Linked DNA regions of Homo sapiens: region 1 is linked to region 2. A link is a loop called in an ENCODE intact Hi-C map of the cell type or tissue named here. Cell type or tissue: IMR-90. All regions are shown on one strand. Links, peaks and the distances in the headings refer to the core of each region. The heading gives the core; the rest is flanking DNA.

Evidence for each region. Hi-C counts contacts between places; a loop is a spot of excess contacts. Peaks named below come from ENCODE experiments on the same cell type or tissue, not always from the same donor. Only the 100,000 strongest peaks of a DNase experiment are listed, where the experiment ranks them.
Region 1: a loop joins it to region 2, with 5 times the contacts of the local background. A loop is called at or near these places in 3 of 110 quality-filtered maps.

What each region holds. Positions count from the first base shown.
Region 1 is chr11:3,450,775-3,459,106 of GRCh38, forward strand. It overlaps the pseudogene ENPP7P15. Among named protein-coding and RNA genes, the nearest start is that of ZNF195, 76 kb to the left of the region's middle. RefSeq lists an enhancer at 8,153-8,332. In IMR-90, for the core only: a CTCF peak has its summit at 4,253 (motif pointing right); a DNase peak (open chromatin) is centred at 4,297; H3K27me3 peaks cover 758 bases.
Region 2 is chr11:3,850,484-3,858,769 of GRCh38, forward strand. It overlaps STIM1 (stromal interaction molecule 1), which reads left to right and starts at 5,181. Exons shown (of 13, transcript NM_001382567.1): 1 at 5,181-5,926. The coding sequence starts at 5,788. It overlaps STIM1-AS1 (STIM1 antisense RNA 1), which reads right to left and starts at 5,095. Exons shown (of 2, transcript NR_183662.1): 1 at 4,874-5,095; 2 at 3,840-4,175. MIR4687 (microRNA 4687) reads left to right here and starts at 5,579; the gene lies at 5,579-5,658. RefSeq lists enhancers at 4,157-4,226, 4,436-5,381, 5,597-5,806, 5,957-6,036, 6,047-6,096 and silencers at 4,567-4,616, 5,097-5,156, 5,217-5,376. In IMR-90, for the core only: a CTCF peak has its summit at 4,572 (motif pointing right); a DNase peak (open chromatin) is centred at 4,618; H3K4me3 peaks cover 1,765 bases; H3K27ac peaks cover 1,663 bases.

The sequences.
Region 1 (8,332 bases), core at 200-8,199, 400 kb before region 2:
TCCTTACTTTTTCCTTTTTTTTGTTTAACCAATTGAGCTTTGAGTGTTCTATTAGTTCTTTCAATTATGGCCTGTCCTTGGAAATTAGGGATTCCTGTTGTATATGTAATTTTCCACTGATTTAAGAATTTTTGAAATGCTTTACTACAGTATCCTGGCCCATTATCTGTTTTAATTTTTTCTGGAAATCCCATGACTGCAAAACAAGATAATAAATGTCTTTTAACATGGGAAGTAGTTTCTCCTGTCTGGCAGGTTGCCCATATGAAATGTGAGTAAGTATCAACTGTCACATGGACAAATGACAATTTTCCAAATGAAGGTACATGTGTGACTTCCATTGCCATAATGCATCAGGACATAAACCTCTAGGATTAACTCCTGCCTCTTGAGCGGGCAGGTGTAAGACTTGACACTGAGCACAATGTTGTACAACATTTTTTGCTTGTTTCCATGTGATATCAAATTTGTTTTTTAATCCTGTTACATTTACGAGTCAGGGCCTGAAGTTCTTGTACTTCCATGAAGGCAGATGATACTAGCAAGTCAGCTTGTCCATTTGCCTTAGTTAAAGGCCCTGGTAAATTAGTATGTGCTCGGATATGAGCCATATAAAATGGGAAATTTCTTTTTCTTATAGTTTGTTGTAACAATTTAAACAGCTGATTTAACTGATCATCCATACTATATTTGATTAGGGCTGTCTCAACATCCTTTGTAACCTGTACTACATATGCAGAATCTGAAACAATGTTAATAGGCTGATTAAAATCTTGTAACACTGAAATGACATCAACCAATTCTGCTCTTTGAGCTGAGTGATATTGAGTTTCAATGACTTGTTCTTTTGGCCCAGTGTAAGCCACTTTTCCATTGCTGGAACCATCAGTAAACACCGTCAGAGCATTTTCTAGAGGTTTTTGTCTGGTAATTTTAGGTAAAATCTAAGTAGCCAATTTCAAAAACTGGAAGATTTTTGCTTTTGGGTAATGATTATCAATAATTCCCACAAAATCAGCAAGACCAATCTGCCCTGCACCAGAATTGATAAAGGCTTGTCTAACCTGTTCCTTGTTTAAAGAAACAATGATTTTATCTGGGTCATTTCCACACAATTTTACTATTCATAGTCTTGCCTGACCAATTAATGTAGCCATTTGATCTAAGTACAATGTAAAATCTTAACTGTACTGTGAGGAAGGAATGACCACTCCACAAGATCTGTATTTTGAACAGTAATGCCTGTTGGAGAATGTGCAGTAGCAAAAATTAAAAGTTGGAATGGGGCTAAGTGATCTATTCTATTTAATTTTGCTGACTGAATTTTTTCTTCAACTAATTCTATTTCTTTAGTAGCCTCTGGAGTTAATATTATTTTACTATTTAAGTCTGGATCCCCTCTCAAGATAGAGAACAAATTTGACATGGCATAAGTAGGGATGCCTAGAGTTGGCTAAATCCAATTAATATCTCCTAGTAATTTTTGAAGTCATTTAATGTTCTTAATGTGTCTTTTCTTATTTCTACTTTTTGTGGTTTAATTTTTCTCTCCTCTACCTGCATTCCCAAATAATGAAAAGGAGTGGAGGTCTGGATCTTATCAGATGCTATTGTCAGGCCTGCGTTTGCAACCTCTGTCTGCAGAAATGTGTAACAGTCAATTAATTTGTCTCTTGTTTCTGCAGCACACAAAATATCATCAACATAATGAATGATATAACAGTCTGAAAACTTGTCTCTAACTGGTTGAAGAACTTGAGCTACAAAAGTCTGACAAATAGTTGGACTATTAAGCATTCCCTGAGGCAACAGTTTCCACTGAAATCTAGTGGCTCGTTCTTTATTATTTATGGCTGGTATAGTAAAAGCAAATTTTTCAAAATCCTGTTTTGCCAGAAGAATGGTAAAAAAGCAATACTTCAGATCAATTATAATCAAAGGCCAATCTTTGGGGATCATGGCTGGAGAGGGCAGCCCAGGTTGGAGAGGCCCCATGGGTTGAATTATTGCATTAACAGCTCTTAAATCAGTTAGCATGTGCCATCTGCATGATTTTTTCTGAATTACAAACACAGAATTCCAAGGCGAAAATGAATGCTTTTCTAATTGTTCTTTTGCCAATAAGTGTAAGGCCTCCAGCTTTTGTTTTGGTAGTGGCCACTGATTTACCCATACAGGCTTTTCTGTTTTCCAAGTTAATGGAATGGGTTTTGGAGGCTCTACAGTGGTCACCCCTAAAAAGGATACCCTAGTCCTTTTCTTTCTGGATTTCCCTTAGCCTCAATTGGACCTTTAATGCCTTCTCCATTTTTCCCTAGTCCTTTGCCAGGGAGATATCCCATTTTAGTCATGATTTTTTGACTCGTGGGGCTGTATAGAGAGACTGGAATAGTAATCTCTGCATGCCACTGTTCTAATAAGTCTCGGCCCCATAAATTAATTGGAATAGAAGTAATCATAGGCTGAACTGTACTCTCTTGATTATCAGGTCCTAGACAATGTAAAATCCTGGAACTTTGATACACTTCTGAGGCAGTGCCCACACCAACAAGTCCTGTGACAGGCTTTTGTTTAGGCCGATTTTTTGGCCGTTGATTTAAGGCAATGATAGAAACATCAGCCCCAGTATCCACTAATCCTTCAAACTGTTTTCCCTGAATAGTAACTGTACACACAGGTCTATTCTCTGAGAGCTGACTAGCCCAATAAACAGCTTTTCCAGCAGTGTTGGTACTTCCAAACCCTCCTGTTCTTTCTGTTTTGCTATCCCCAATTTTAATATAAGGCAAGAGCAGTAATTGAGCAACTCTATCACCTGGATTGGCACTCCAGGGAACAGTAGAGCTGATCACTAACTGAATTTCCCCTTTATAATCTGAGTCAATTACCCCAGTATGAATTTGAACTCCTTTCAAATTTAGACTAGATCTTCCTAAAATAAGGCTACCATCCCTTCTGGCAGCGGGCCATATACCCCTGTAGGAATCTTTTGCGGGGGCTCTCCAGGGAGTAAGAAATCATTTGAGTAGAACATAAATCTACTGCAGCACTGCCTGCTGTGGCAGGGGATAATTGTCGTATTGTAATTGGCTGATTTCCTGAAATGGTGGTATTTACTGTGGGGTTGTTGTCCCTGAAAACCCTGAGGAACAAATGGCTGAATCCGGAATGCCCCACTTTGTTGCGGGGCCTGGGGCTGGCCCCTCTTCCCGTTTCCCGACAATGGTTGTCCATTTTTATCAAATTTAGAACGACATTCCTTAGCTCAATGTTTTCCTTTTCCACATCTTGGGCTCAGGCCAGGTGGCTCTTTTTTGTTTGTTTGCTCTGTTTATTTAAGCCTGGGCAATTCTTTTTTAGATGACCGATTTGACCACAATTATAACATTTCCCCCCAAATGTTTTAACTTGTCCTCCTAAAGCAACCCCTGTAATTGCTTGAGCCAATAGCATTGCCTTATGCATAGCTCCTCCAATCCCATCACAAGCCCTCACATATTCTGTAATTACATCAACTCCTGCTGAAACCTTTCCTCTTAATGGCTTTATGGCTGATTGACACTCCGGATTTGCGTTTTGATAAGCCATTATTTCTACAATAACTTTTCGGGCATTATGATCCGCAATGGATTTTTGAGCCGCATCTTGCAACCTTGCCACAAAGTCTGGATATGGCTCTTTAGAGCCTTGTCTGATTGAACTAAAAGAACGGCAGGAGGTTCCTGGGTCCTGAATCTTTTCCCAGGCCCTGAGGCAAATAGCCCTTAGTTGTTCAATAGCCTCATTTTCATTACTGATTGTTGGTTAATAGTGCCCTAATTTGGACCTGTTCCTAGCAATTGGTCTGCATCTATATAAGCAACAGGATTAGTAGCCTGATTTTTTCGTACCTGTTCTTGTACCCCATCAGTCCACCAGGTTTTAAACTGTAGATACTGAGAGGGTGAAAGGGAAGATTTAGCCAAAATTTCCCAATCATAAGGAATAAGTCTATTTCCATGAACAATGGAATCTAATAATGTTCTCATATAAGGAGAGTTAGGTCCATATAGTTTAACTCCTTCCTTCATATCTTTTAACATTTTTATGGTGAAAGATTCATATCTAGTCTCAGTTCAGACAGACGCTCCTGCCTGACTCGCTTTCCCGGCCGGCATCGGTTGTAACATTACCGGATATTGCCATGCCTCAAGATCTCCCTGTTTTCTGGCTGTAGCAATGGTCTCATGCAGTGCACTATCTTGTCCACTAGGTGGTACTGTAAGATCAAACGCCATCGCCGTGGGTTGTTGATGTAGTGCCTTGCTATTTGGCACAGGACGCACTGCCTGAGATCCATACTGAACCTCTGGAGACGGCCGATACTGAAATGCGGCTGGCGGCTGGTGTTGATAAACTACCGATGGTTGAGTTTTATTTTCTACTGGCTGGTATTGCGGATACTGTGCCTGGATTGGCATTTGAGATTGTGACATCACAGGCATCTGAACCGCGGGAGAAGGAGTTGGTGGCCATCGTGGTCTAAACTCTGATGGCCCAAATAATTCTGGACCTCCTTCCCCCAATTTTGATGATTCAGGATATATTACCTCCTGTAATTGATTATAGTCAACATTCTGCATTGACCAAGCCAGTACAGGCTCTACTGCATTTTTACAATGTGAACTTTCCATTCCTTTCTTACACTCTGTTCCTGCCTCTTCTTCACAATCTATTACACAGCTTTCAGGGGCGTCAAAGACTGAAACGCTATCTTCTTCTATTTGAAATGGTTCTAAAGTTGCTTTAATAATGGCCCAATCATTCCATACTGTAAGTGGGATGATTTTACCTTCCTAATTGCTTGTTTTAGTTCTTTGCCAATTTTTACCCAATCTTCTAAATCTAAAGTTCCCTGTTCTGGAAACCATGGGCGGAATTGTTCTATTGTTTGAAATAGCATAACTAGATTTTCTGTAGAAGCTTTAACTCCTCCTCTTAAGAGAATTTTAATGAAGCTGAGATAAGAAGCATATTTACTTTCAGTTTGCCCCATTGTTACCCTGGATTCCTCCGAGCGCACAAGCTAACCACAAGGCTGACTGTGGACGTACTCGGGAATCTCTCGTCGGCTGTCCTCAATGCTCACGTTCTTAGCGTAACTTCACCCTAGAGAAGGGCTCCACTCTGGGCTCCAGATGAAGGGATGGCCTGCCCCTCCACACCTGTCGGTATTTCTAGTCAGGTGGGATGAGAGACAGAGAAAAGAAATAAGACACAGAGACAAAGTATAGAGAAACAACAGTGGGTCCAGGGGACCGGCACTGAGCACACCAAGGACATGCACCGGCCCCGGCCCCTGAGTTCCCTCAGTTTTTATTGATTATGATTTTCATTATTTCAGCAAAAAGGAATGTAGTAGGAGAGCAGGGTGATATTAAGGAGGTCAACAAAAAACATGTGAGCAAAAGAATCTATATCATAATTAAGTTCAAGGGAAGGTACTATGCCTGGAAGTGTACGTAAGCCAGATTTATGTTTCTCTCCTCCCAAACATCTCAGCGGAGTAAAGAATAACAAGGCAGCATTGCTGTAAACATGTCTCGCCTCCCGTCACAGGGCAGCTTTTCTCCTATCTCAGACTTGAACAAATGTACAATTGGGTTTTATACCGAGACTTTGAGTTCCCAGGGGCAGGCAGGAGACAGTGGCCTTCCTCCATCTCAACTGCAAGAGACTTTCCTCTTGTACTAATTCACCTCAGCACAGACCCTTTACGGGTATCTGGCTGGGGGACAGTCAGGTCTTTCTCATCCCACGAGGTCATATTTCAGACTATCACATGGGGAAAAACCTTGGACAATACACTGCTTTCAAGGGCAGAGGTCCCTGAGGCTTTCCACAGTGTATTGTGCCTCTGGTTTATTGTGACTAGAGAATGGCAATGACTTTTACCAAGTATACTGCTTGTAAACATTTGGTTAACAAGGCACGTCCTGTACGGCCCTAGATCCCTTAAACCTTGATTTTATACAACACATGTTTTTGTGAACTCCAAGTTGGGTCAAAGTGGTTGGGGCAAAGTGGCTGGGGCAAAGCTACAAATGAACAACATCTCAGCAACGCAATTGTTTAAAGTACAGATCTTTTTCAAAATGGAGTCTCTTATGTCTTCCCTTTCTACATAGACACAGTGACAGTCTGATCTCTCTTTCTTTTCCCTACACAAATAAAGAGCCCAGTGCCTTTTGTCATTGCTCAAGAGATTGAAGGGGTAGGAAGAAAAGATGTTAAGTTATAAACATGTTTCAGTTTTGGTACCACTTGAGCCAATTTACGTTTTGAAGAGGAAAGAGTCTTGCCTACAAAGTCAGCCCCTGGGTTTTCCTTCTGTTTATGGAATCCAGGCAATGGGCAAAGAGAAAAAGAAAACTATGGAATCAGCCAGATGCAGTGGCTCATGCTTGTAATCTTGGCACTTTGGGAGGTTGAGGCAGGTGGACTTCTTGAGTCCAGGAGTTCAAGACCAGCCTGGCCCACATAGTGAGACCCCGTTTCTACAAAAAATACAAAAAGTTGCTGAGCATGGTGGCATGCACCTGTAGTCCCAGTTACTTAGGAGGCTGAGGTGGGAGAACTACTTCAGCCCAGGAGGTTGAGGCTTCAGTGAGCCATGATTGTGCCACTATACTCCAGCCTGGGTGACAGAGTGAGGTCCTGTCTCAAAAGAAAACAAAAAAAGATAAGAAAAAGAAAACTAGGGCATCTGGACAGAATAAGCTTATGTATATAATAAAGAACTGAGATAGAACTGGGTTGACTGAATAATTATTTGAATTGCTTTTGAGTGAATTTTTCCTATTGGAGTCTACCTTTGTTTTTGTGTGTGTGCGCGTTTTTAGTTTTTTGTGTTTTTTTGGTTTAGTTTTGTCTTTGTTTTTTTTCAGACTGGGCCTTGCTCTGTTGCCCAGGCCGCTGGAGTGCAGTGGCACGATCTCAGCTCACTGCAACCTCTGCCTCCTGGGTTCCAGCAATTCTTCTGCCTCAGCCTCCCCAGAAGCTGGGACTACAGGGCATGTACCACCAAGCACAGCTAATTTTTGTATTTTTAGTAGAGATGGGGTTTCACCATGTTGGCCAGGCCTGGTCTTGAACCCCTAGGCTCAAGTGATCCGCCTGCCTCAGCCTCCCAAAGTGCTGGGATTACAGGTGTGAGCCCCTGCGCCCAGCTAGAGTCTACCATTCTTTGAATTCACTGCAGTGCAAAGACTGGGACATGTGGAACTCCAGGTGTATATGGGTTATGTAGAGATGCTAGGGGCTGATTAAGGAAGGAAAGATACGAGAAGCCTGCAGAGCATGCTTTCCCAGACTGTATGGGCCCTGGGAAAGGAGAAGTGGACAGAAAGGGAACACTAGGTACCCTGGAAGAGAAGATTCATCCAAGTCATCAGGAAAGTTACTAAAGCAAGGGAAAAAACTTAGAGACAGGGCCAAACACGCTTCTTCCAAGTCCTTTCTGTCTGCTCAGTCACCTCTATGCTCATTTTTCTTCTTTCCTCTAAGTAGTGTCATGCGTTTTCTTCCTATTCCTAGTCACTCCTAGTCAACTAACTCCTCTCTTTACCATCTTTTCATCAGAACTTGAAACCTCCTCTCCTTCATGTATTAGTGATCATGTTTCTCCATATTACTGCTAGAAACAAGAATTGAAACCTTGAAAACCTGCATTTGAGAACCAGATCTGCCTCTGCTAGCTATTTGAGAAGTTATTTTTTTCCATTCTTTTTGTTGTTGTCGATACAGGGTGTCACTCTGTCGCCCAGGCTGGAGTGCAGTGGTTCAATCTTGGCTCACTGCAGCCTCAATCTCCTGGGCTCAATCAATCCTTCCACATCAGCCTCCTGAGTAGCTGAGACTACAGGTGTGTGCCACCACAGCTGGCTAATTTTTAATGCTTTTTTTTTTTGTTTACTTATTTTTTTTGTAGAGATGGGGTCTTGCTAGGTTGTGTAGGCTGGTCTCAAACTCATGGGCTCAAGTGATCCTCCTGCCTTGGCCTCTCAGATGAAATGGGAAAAGTTCCGTTGTCCCCTTCGAAGGACATGCGATGCGGGTGTGGTTCATTTATTCAGTGCCCCACTGCTCAAACCTCTAGGGGAGCATGCAGACAGGCAGGGAGCCCCATGGCAGTGTCCAGGGGTGAATGTTTATAGTTGAAGCCCCAGTGGGTGTGTGTTACAGGGTGCTCTTTTAGTTTAGCCGTCTGTAGGTAGCTTGTGTTAGTCGGCTCAATTAGACCCCCGCCTTATTGCAAGGACAGAGGGCTCTTTTTGTCCTGGGGTTCTTGCCT
Region 2 (8,286 bases), core at 287-8,286:
ACACAGTAAGAGATGAACAAAAATAACTAATAATAAAATAGATCAATTGTGGTCTCTCTCTCTCCTCTCTCTGTCAAAATATCTTATTGTACCATACTCACCCCCCAGGTTTTTTTTTTTTTTTTTTTTGAGATGGCTCGCTCTGTCACCAAGGCTGGAATGCAGTGGTGCAATCTTGGCTCTCTGCAACCTCTGCCTTCTGGGTTCAAGCGATTCTCCTGCCTCAGCCTCCCGAGTAGCTGGGATTACAGGCACGTGCCACCACACCCTGCTGATTTTTATATTTTTAGTAGAGACCAGGTTTCACCATGTTGGCCAGGCTGGTCTTGAACACCTGACCTCAGGTGATCTGCCCTCCTCGGCATCCCAAAGTGCTGGGATTACAGGTGTGAGCCACTGCACCCGAACCCCATAGTCACCTATTTTTGGACAGAAGTTGACCTCAGGTCAACATGGGGACCACCGTGTAGCCCCTGTTTTATCTAGCAGAGCTTCTGTGAGGAAGAGATGAGATAATACATGTGAAAACTCTTGCAAACAGTGGAATAGAGGCATAAGAATTAGTTAATCCAATTTGATTTAGCCAACATCTTCAGAACATCTAAGCAAGGCCCTAAGATTAATGCAAGGGAGATATACTGCATAGGTATAAAAAGAGAGATGGGGAGAAAGCTCTCTGTTTCCTCCTGAAGCTTACAATATGTTGAGGGGGTCCTTTCTTTTTTTTTTTTTTTAAACAGATTTTTGCTCTATCACCTGGGCTGGAGTGCAGTGGCAATCACAGCTCACTGCAGCCTCGACCTCCTGGGCTCAAGCCATCCTCCTGGCTCAGCCCCCTGAGTAGCTGGGACTACGGGGACACACCACCATGCCAAGTTAATGTTTGTATTTTTTTGTAGAGACAGAGTCTCACTATGTTGCCTAGGCTGGTCTCAAACTCCTGGGCTCTAGTGATCCTCCCATCTCAGCCTCCCAAAGTGCTAGGATTTTAGGTGTGAGCCCTAGTACATACCTGGGTTCTTGCAAGGGTCACACTTTTAGAAGGACGAAGCATAGGGGCTTATAGAGATGAGGGTCACAGATTCTGATCAGGTTTCAGAATTTTTTTATTTTGTAGAATATTAAAGCTGCACTGGGTCAATAATCTGGTAGCTGACCAGTTTATAGTTGGGGAGACTGAAATTCAGAGGGGAACTGACTTTTCTAGTGTCACATCGTGATCTTGGAGGCAGAGAAGACACCAGAAGTTTCTTCCTGTTGCCCAGGCTGTGGCTTTGGCTCCCAGGTACCATTTATTTGTTATTTTATTTTATTTTTGAGATGGAGTCTCACTTTGTCACCCACGCTGGAGTCCGGTGGCGTGATCTTGGCTCACTGCAACCTCTGCCTCCCAGATTCAAGTGATTCTCCTGCCTCAGCCTCCTGAGTAACTGGGGTTACAGGCACACGCCACCACGCCCAGCTAATTTTTGTATTCTTAGTAGATACGGGGTTTCATCATGTTGGCCAGGCTGTTTTCAAATCACTGACCTCAAGTGATCTGCCGGCCTTGGCCTCCCAAAGTGTTGGGATTACAGGTGTGAGCCACGGCGCCTGGTCATTTATTTGTATTTTTAATTGTGGTTAAAAAATACATAACATACATTTTGCCAGCTTAATTTTTTTTTTTTTTTTTTTGAGACAGAGTCTTGCTCTGTTGCCCAGGCTGGAGTGCAGTGGCGCGATCTCGGCTCACTGCAAGCTCCACCTTCCAAGTTCATGCCATTCTCCTGCCTCAGCCTCCTGATTAGCTGGGACTACAGGTGCCCGCCACCATGCCCGGCTAATTTTTTGTATTTTTAGTAGAGACAGGATTTCACCGTGTTAGCCAGGATGGTCTCGATCTCCTGACCTCGTGATCTGCCTGCCTTGGCCTCTTAAAGTGCTGGGATTACAGGCGTGAGCCACCGCGCCCGGCCTCATGTTAATCATTTTTAAGTGTACAGTTTAGTCATGTTAGGTACATTCGCATTGTTGTGCAGCCAATCTCCAAAACTTTTTTCATCTTGTAAAATTGAAACTATTCCCAGCTTTCCCCTCTCCCCAGTCTCTGGCAACCACTACTCTACTTTCTGTCTCTATGAATTTGACTGTTTTAGGTACATTCATATAAATGAAATCACAGTGTTTATCCTTTTGTGACTGGCTTATTTCACTTAGCTGGCTGTCTTCAAGGTTCATCCATGTTGTAGCATGGTCAGGATTTCCTTCTTGCTTAAGGCTGTGTACTATTTAATTGTACGTATGTACCATATTTTGTTTATCCATTCATCTATCCATGAACAACTTCGGTTGCTTTCACCTTGTGGCTGTTGTGAATAATGCTGTTATGAACATGGGTGTACAATTTTCAAGACCCTGCTTACATTTTCTGGGTGTACACCCACCATTGAAATTGGTGCATCATAGTAACTATTGTTAGTTCTTAGACACCATTTTAGCGTCACAGGAAATTCGACAGCTTCCAAGAGGTTTAAGGTCTTGGTGTAAATTGGTAACAGACCCTGGCTTCCTGCCTCCAAGATCTGTTTGTTGTACCAAATAGATAAGCACCCATAACCCCGAAGAAATCATATGGTGGTGAAAAGAAATGCTGTAGTCGAGTTTGAAGGAAATTGTGTTAAACATGCTTTACTTTGCTCATTTCTTTCATGTTCTCTTAGGCAAATGAGTGCACAGGCAGGAGAGCTGGCTTAGGTAGAAATGATCAACTGTCAGTCTGAGTGATTAATCTGGGCTGCAGACATGTTTTCTGTGGCCTATATAAGGTTTTATCCTTTTAAACGAATTGCTAATATTTTTTTAAAAAGGATATGTCATATGAAAGTCCAGATTTCCATCTTCTCTCTCTCTCTTTTTTTTTTTTTTTAATTGAGACAGGGTCTTGCTCTGTTGCCCAGGCTGGAGTGCAATGGTGTGATCATGGCTCACTGCAGCCTTGAGCTCCTGGATTTAAGCGATCATCCCCCCTCAGCCTGCTGAGTAGCTGGGACCACAGAAGCCAGATACCACTCATGGCTAATTAAAAAAATTTTTTTTGTAGAGATGGGGGTCCCACTGTGTTTCCCAGGCTGGTCTTGAACTCATGGGCTCAAGTAATCCTCCCACTTTGGCCTCCCAGAGTGCTGGGATTAGAGATATGAGTCACTGCACCCAGCCCCATCTTCTCTTAATGACACTCCAGCAATACTAGGCCCATCTTTCTGCCTGCTCTCCACAGTCCCCACCACTCCGTATTACTCCTACCTACTTTTCTTAATTGAATTACCTACCTGCCCATTTTGCCATTTGAATTTAAGACCCCTGGCTCAGAGAATAGGTCTAGGAGAACCTAGGTAGGGTTTCAACTGTTCTGGTCAATTTTCCAATATTCCGGTATTAGTTTTTAGTATCTGAGTGTTCAAGTGAATTAACTCATGTAATCCAGCTTTTACAGAGAACTTACTATGTGCAGGGTCTATGGCTGGGTCCTAGTGTCACAGAGATGAATAAGGCACAGTCTCTGACCTGAAAAGTGGCAATCACTATCTGTTGGGGGAGGGGCAGACAGATGTAATGGTCCAATTTTGGCCACAGACTGATTTTGAAGGGGTGGGCAGAGTAAAAGTTTCTAAGGAGACACATTGAGCTGTATCTGGAAGAGTAAGAGACCAGCTACATGAGGAACTGGGAGCAGGCGAGAGTGTTTCATGCAGAAGCAACAGCAGATACAAAGGCTGTGAGGTGGCTGAGTTTGACGTGGTTAGGAACTTAACGAAGGCTAGTGTGACAGGAGCTTAACAGAGCCGGGAGAGTGGTAGTAGGTTACATTAGCCATGTATTTTTATATCAACGGCCTAACCCTTAAGCCAGGCAGCTGTTGGGCAAATTCGTGTTCCCAGTCTTCAGGGGCCTTGCTCAGAACAGGTAGCTGGTTTAGCACTGTCAGTCAGAGGAGGGACTGGGCCTGATCCTTTCCCCTGCGTCTGGTGCCAAGGACAGGGTAGGGCACAGAGGTTTCAGTCAAGATCTGCTGACAGCACGCTTGAGAAGAGAACAGGAAGTGCAGGCTTTGTTGAAGGAGGCTCAGGCGTGGCTCTGTCTTCTTTGGCGCACTCATTCTCAAGTCGCTGACACCTCCTCCACCAGAGAGGTAGCTGGGAGAATGAGATGCAGGGAGGAAGCATTTACAGGCCCCACCGAAAAACCTTAAAGGGCTGAGAGCTTGAGGGCAGGTAGGAAAAAGGGCTGTGAGAGCTAAGGGAGGGCATCCCACTTAGCTTGGAGGGGAAGGGAGGCGGGGTCGGGAAAGCAGATGGCACCCTTTAGCCCAGACTCAAGGAATGTGTAGGGGAATTTTAGCTAGAGTGGTTTGGACATTTCATTTTGCTTTCTGGCATCATCATTTCCTCAGAAAACACTCGCAGGCCCCAGTGGCCCTCGTGGGCCTCCCCCGGGGCGGGTCTTAGCTTCACTCGGCAACCCTCTGCAAAAGAGCAGGCCCTCCCAGGAGCGCCGAGTCCTGTCTGCAGTTTGCTGATTTTCCCACCAGGGGCCGCTGCGCATGGGCGACGAAGCGCGCGGGTTCCCAAGCCGCAGAGAGGCGGAAGCCGATTGGTTGTCAGGCGAGGCGCGAGGGCGGAGCCTGGGAACTGGCCGGGAGTTGGGGGCTGGGAGCTCGCCCCCGGGCCGAGCCGGGTCAGGCTGTTGTCGCCTCAGGCAGCTCCTGGGAGGCTAACGTCGTGTCCTGGGCCTCTGTTTAGACAGCTCTAGAACTGAGGCGAGTGGAGCAGCACCAAGGCCCGGAGATCGGGGCAGGGCAGCTGCTGTCGCCGCCGCCGCAGGCCTGAGTTACCTGAGTAACTGCGGGTCAGGGACCCGCCCGACGGCCCGCGGTTGGCGCTGGAGACTCTCGGTGGGGAAAGGGAAGCTGGGACTTGATCCTTTGCGCGGGATCCTGGCAAAGACTAGCGCGGGCCGGGGGTCCGGGAGAGCCCGCTAGGGGCGGGGATTCCGGGGAGCCGTCTTCACCGGTTATTCCGGGATCCAGCTGGGCGCTGGGGCTGGCCCGGGCTTCGCTGGGGACCGGGCGGCGCGGGGCGGGCGCGGAGACGCACGCCCCCGCCCGCCCCGGGCCCGCCCCGCGCCGCCCGCCCGCCTGGAAGCCGCTGTCCTGGGCCTGGCCGGTGTGCGTCCGCCTGCTGGACCTGGGCACCGCCAGCCGCCTGGGCACGGGACTGGGCGGGGGCGCTGACCTCGGCCTAGGAGGCCCAGGATCCCGGAGACGCCCGCGCCCTCAGGACCCTGCGGGTCGCACGCCCTCCCCAGCTTCTGCTGCTCGCCGCTCTTCGGCAGGGCGAGGTCAGGTGCCCCCTTCTCGCCTCTCTTCTCTTCTCTTCTCTTCCTCCTCCACTTCTGTGCCCGCGGAGACTCCGGCCGCCCCCTTCCGCAGGGGTGTAGTAATCTGCGGAGCTGACAGCAGCCCCGCAGCCACCCTGCCCGAAGTCTCCGGAAGCGGCACGAGCTCAGGCCGCCGCAGCCCCGGCGGACCCACTGTTGGACCTGAGGAGCCAGCCCTCCTCCCGCACCCAAACTTGGAGCACTTGACCTTTGGCTGTTGGAGGGGGCAGGCTCGCGGGTGGCTGGACAGCTGCGGAGCCGCGAGGGCATCTTGCCTGGAGACCGTCGGCTGCACTCCCGGGCTCCTGGCTTTGCCTCTGGGATCCCGAGGTGTCCACATCAGACGCATGTTGACTGAGACCTAGAGTCATGGATGTATGCGTCCGTCTTGCCCTGTGGCTCCTCTGGGGACTCCTCCTGCACCAGGGCCAGAGCCTCAGCCATAGTCACAGTGAGAAGGCGACAGGAACCAGCTCGGGGGCCAACTCTGAGGAGTCCACTGCAGCAGGTAAGGCCTTGCTGCGGGCTGGACTGGGCTGGAGGCTTTGGCTCAGGACTGAGTGGCCCGAAGTGGGCAAGTTGAAATCTAGGTTTGTACATGTGAGGTTCATGGAGGATTCACACATGGCACTGCCTGTTCCAAGTAGTTCAAGAAGTTCTTTCTGGTCAGTAGTCATGGCAAATGCCTGTATCTTTCCTGAACAACTTTCCTCATCCCCCGCACTCAGGATTTTTTTTGTTGGCAGTAAGAAGAAGCCTTTGGGGCAACTTGACCTTTTAGATCAGCAAGGAAAGACCCCATCTTAGGCCTACTTGTCTGGAAGAATGGCCTGGTGAGATGATAAGTTCATTGCTCCTATTCGGTTTTAGTACTGAGCAGCATGGGGGAGGTTGGGGCCACTTATGTTGGAAAGGGAAAGTTAAGGCTGGGCCACCTCTGTTGCCTGAAAGCCTGGTGTTCAGGTGTGCCTATTCCAACAACCGTGGGAACCCTAGTCCCACCCTTCCCTTAGGTAGTCTTGTCTCTTTGCTGTGCGCATTTGAAATATCCAGGCGGTTTCTTAGATGGAATCCTATTTACAACTAGGGTGTTAAATGGCCTTTTCTTGACATAGACATGATATAATTCCTGGGACCACTTGTTGACTTATTCTGTTTCTTCTGACTGATGAGGGTGGGAATTCCATGCTACAGGTTTTTTTTTTTGTTTTTTTTTTTTTTTCCCTGAGTCTGCTTGCTAGGGAAACCATGCTACTTTTGATCTGTCATGGTTTTTCCTATGCAGTTGTGAAGGCTTATCAGGCAGCAGGAGCCCTGGTATACTTTTGCAGTAGAAAGGAACACTTTTATGTTTTGTTTTGTTTTTTTGAGACAGGGTCTTGATCTGTCGTCCAAGCTGGAATGCAGTAGTGTGATCACAGCTCACTACAGCCTCAAACTCCTGGGTTCAAGTGATCCTCCTGCCTCAGCCTCCCGGTAGCTGGGACTAAACACAAGAGCCACTGGGCCTGGCTAACTTTTTTTTTCTTTCTATTTTTAATTTTTTGAACAGACACTGTCTCTCTGTGTTGTGCAGGGATCCCTCCCAAAGTGCTGGGATTACAGGTGTGAGCCACTGTACCCATCAAGGAACTCTATTAAAATCCAGTCATTTTACATAAGGCTTACGAGATCAGTTCTCTTTTCCCATTTCTCTCACCCTTTGGCTGTGATCTGCCCAAAGCTGTGACCTGCAGTGTGGGGAGAGTTTATAGATGAGTTGTTTCTGAGCATAAGCAAGTTCAAATGAGGGAATGGCTCAGTGGGCACCTGCTGATACAAGTCAGAAAAGGAAATATAGGTCATGGTGGCTGGGGAGTTTCATGGATGGATCCAGAAGCTGGCTTTGGTGGTAGACCCTTTATTGGGCAATACCCTTTTAAGTTCCAGATGTTCCAAGAGGTCTGGTTTCCAAATGAGGCCAGGGTTGCCCATGTGTAAGTAGGATACCTGGCTGTTGCTTTCTAGATAGATCCTTTTTGCCTATTAATCCTGTCTCTCCATAGAGAGTCTCCTTGACCTTTGAGACCTGGCTGAAAGCTTGGTTCTTATTGGGCTATGAAGGGAAAGACTAGTGGGCAAATGTAGATTGAACTGTGAAGTAGACCTAATTATCATCTCTTCCTGTCCCTGTGACATTCCTATTTATAACTGATAATATGTCTTTTTTCACTCCAAAATATGAGTGCCTGACATAAGATGAATATTTTTTGGAGAGTGGGTGTTCTATATTTTAGACATAAGCTAAAGGGATGAAATTTTGAATGTAGACATTGGCTGGCTATTAGGAAGGTTTTTTTTTTTTTGTTTTTTGTTTTTCGCCTGAAGTAAAAGGCATTCTAGCCTTCCTCAGGACCACCCCATGACTTGAGCTTTTGGAGACAATTCTTCACACAACATATATTTCAGAGGCCTGGCTATGCTGATTATACCACTTAGGCCTACTCATGCTCAGTTTAGAAACTGGTTTCTGTTGTCACAATAATAGTGAATTCCAGGGAGGAAAGTCTCAGAGAGACCCTAGGTGCTGTGAATGCCTAAGGTTTGTGGAAACCTGGAGGTTCTAGCACTATTGTTGTGGTAGGTTTTCCCCTTGGGTCTACCTGGGGTTTTGTCTTTGACTCAGTCAGGGACTTGTTTTTGCAAAGAGGTGGTTCATATAGACTGGGATCTGCAAAAGAGTTTGGAGAGAAACTTTCTATGCAACTAGGAACTCTTGCATCCTTTCCAGCCTCTCTGTATCCCCAGAACACAGGAGGAGCTTTACTTGCTCTTAAAACTACTACTTTTAAAAATCAGATTCAACATACCCAGTCAATTTGTGTGTTC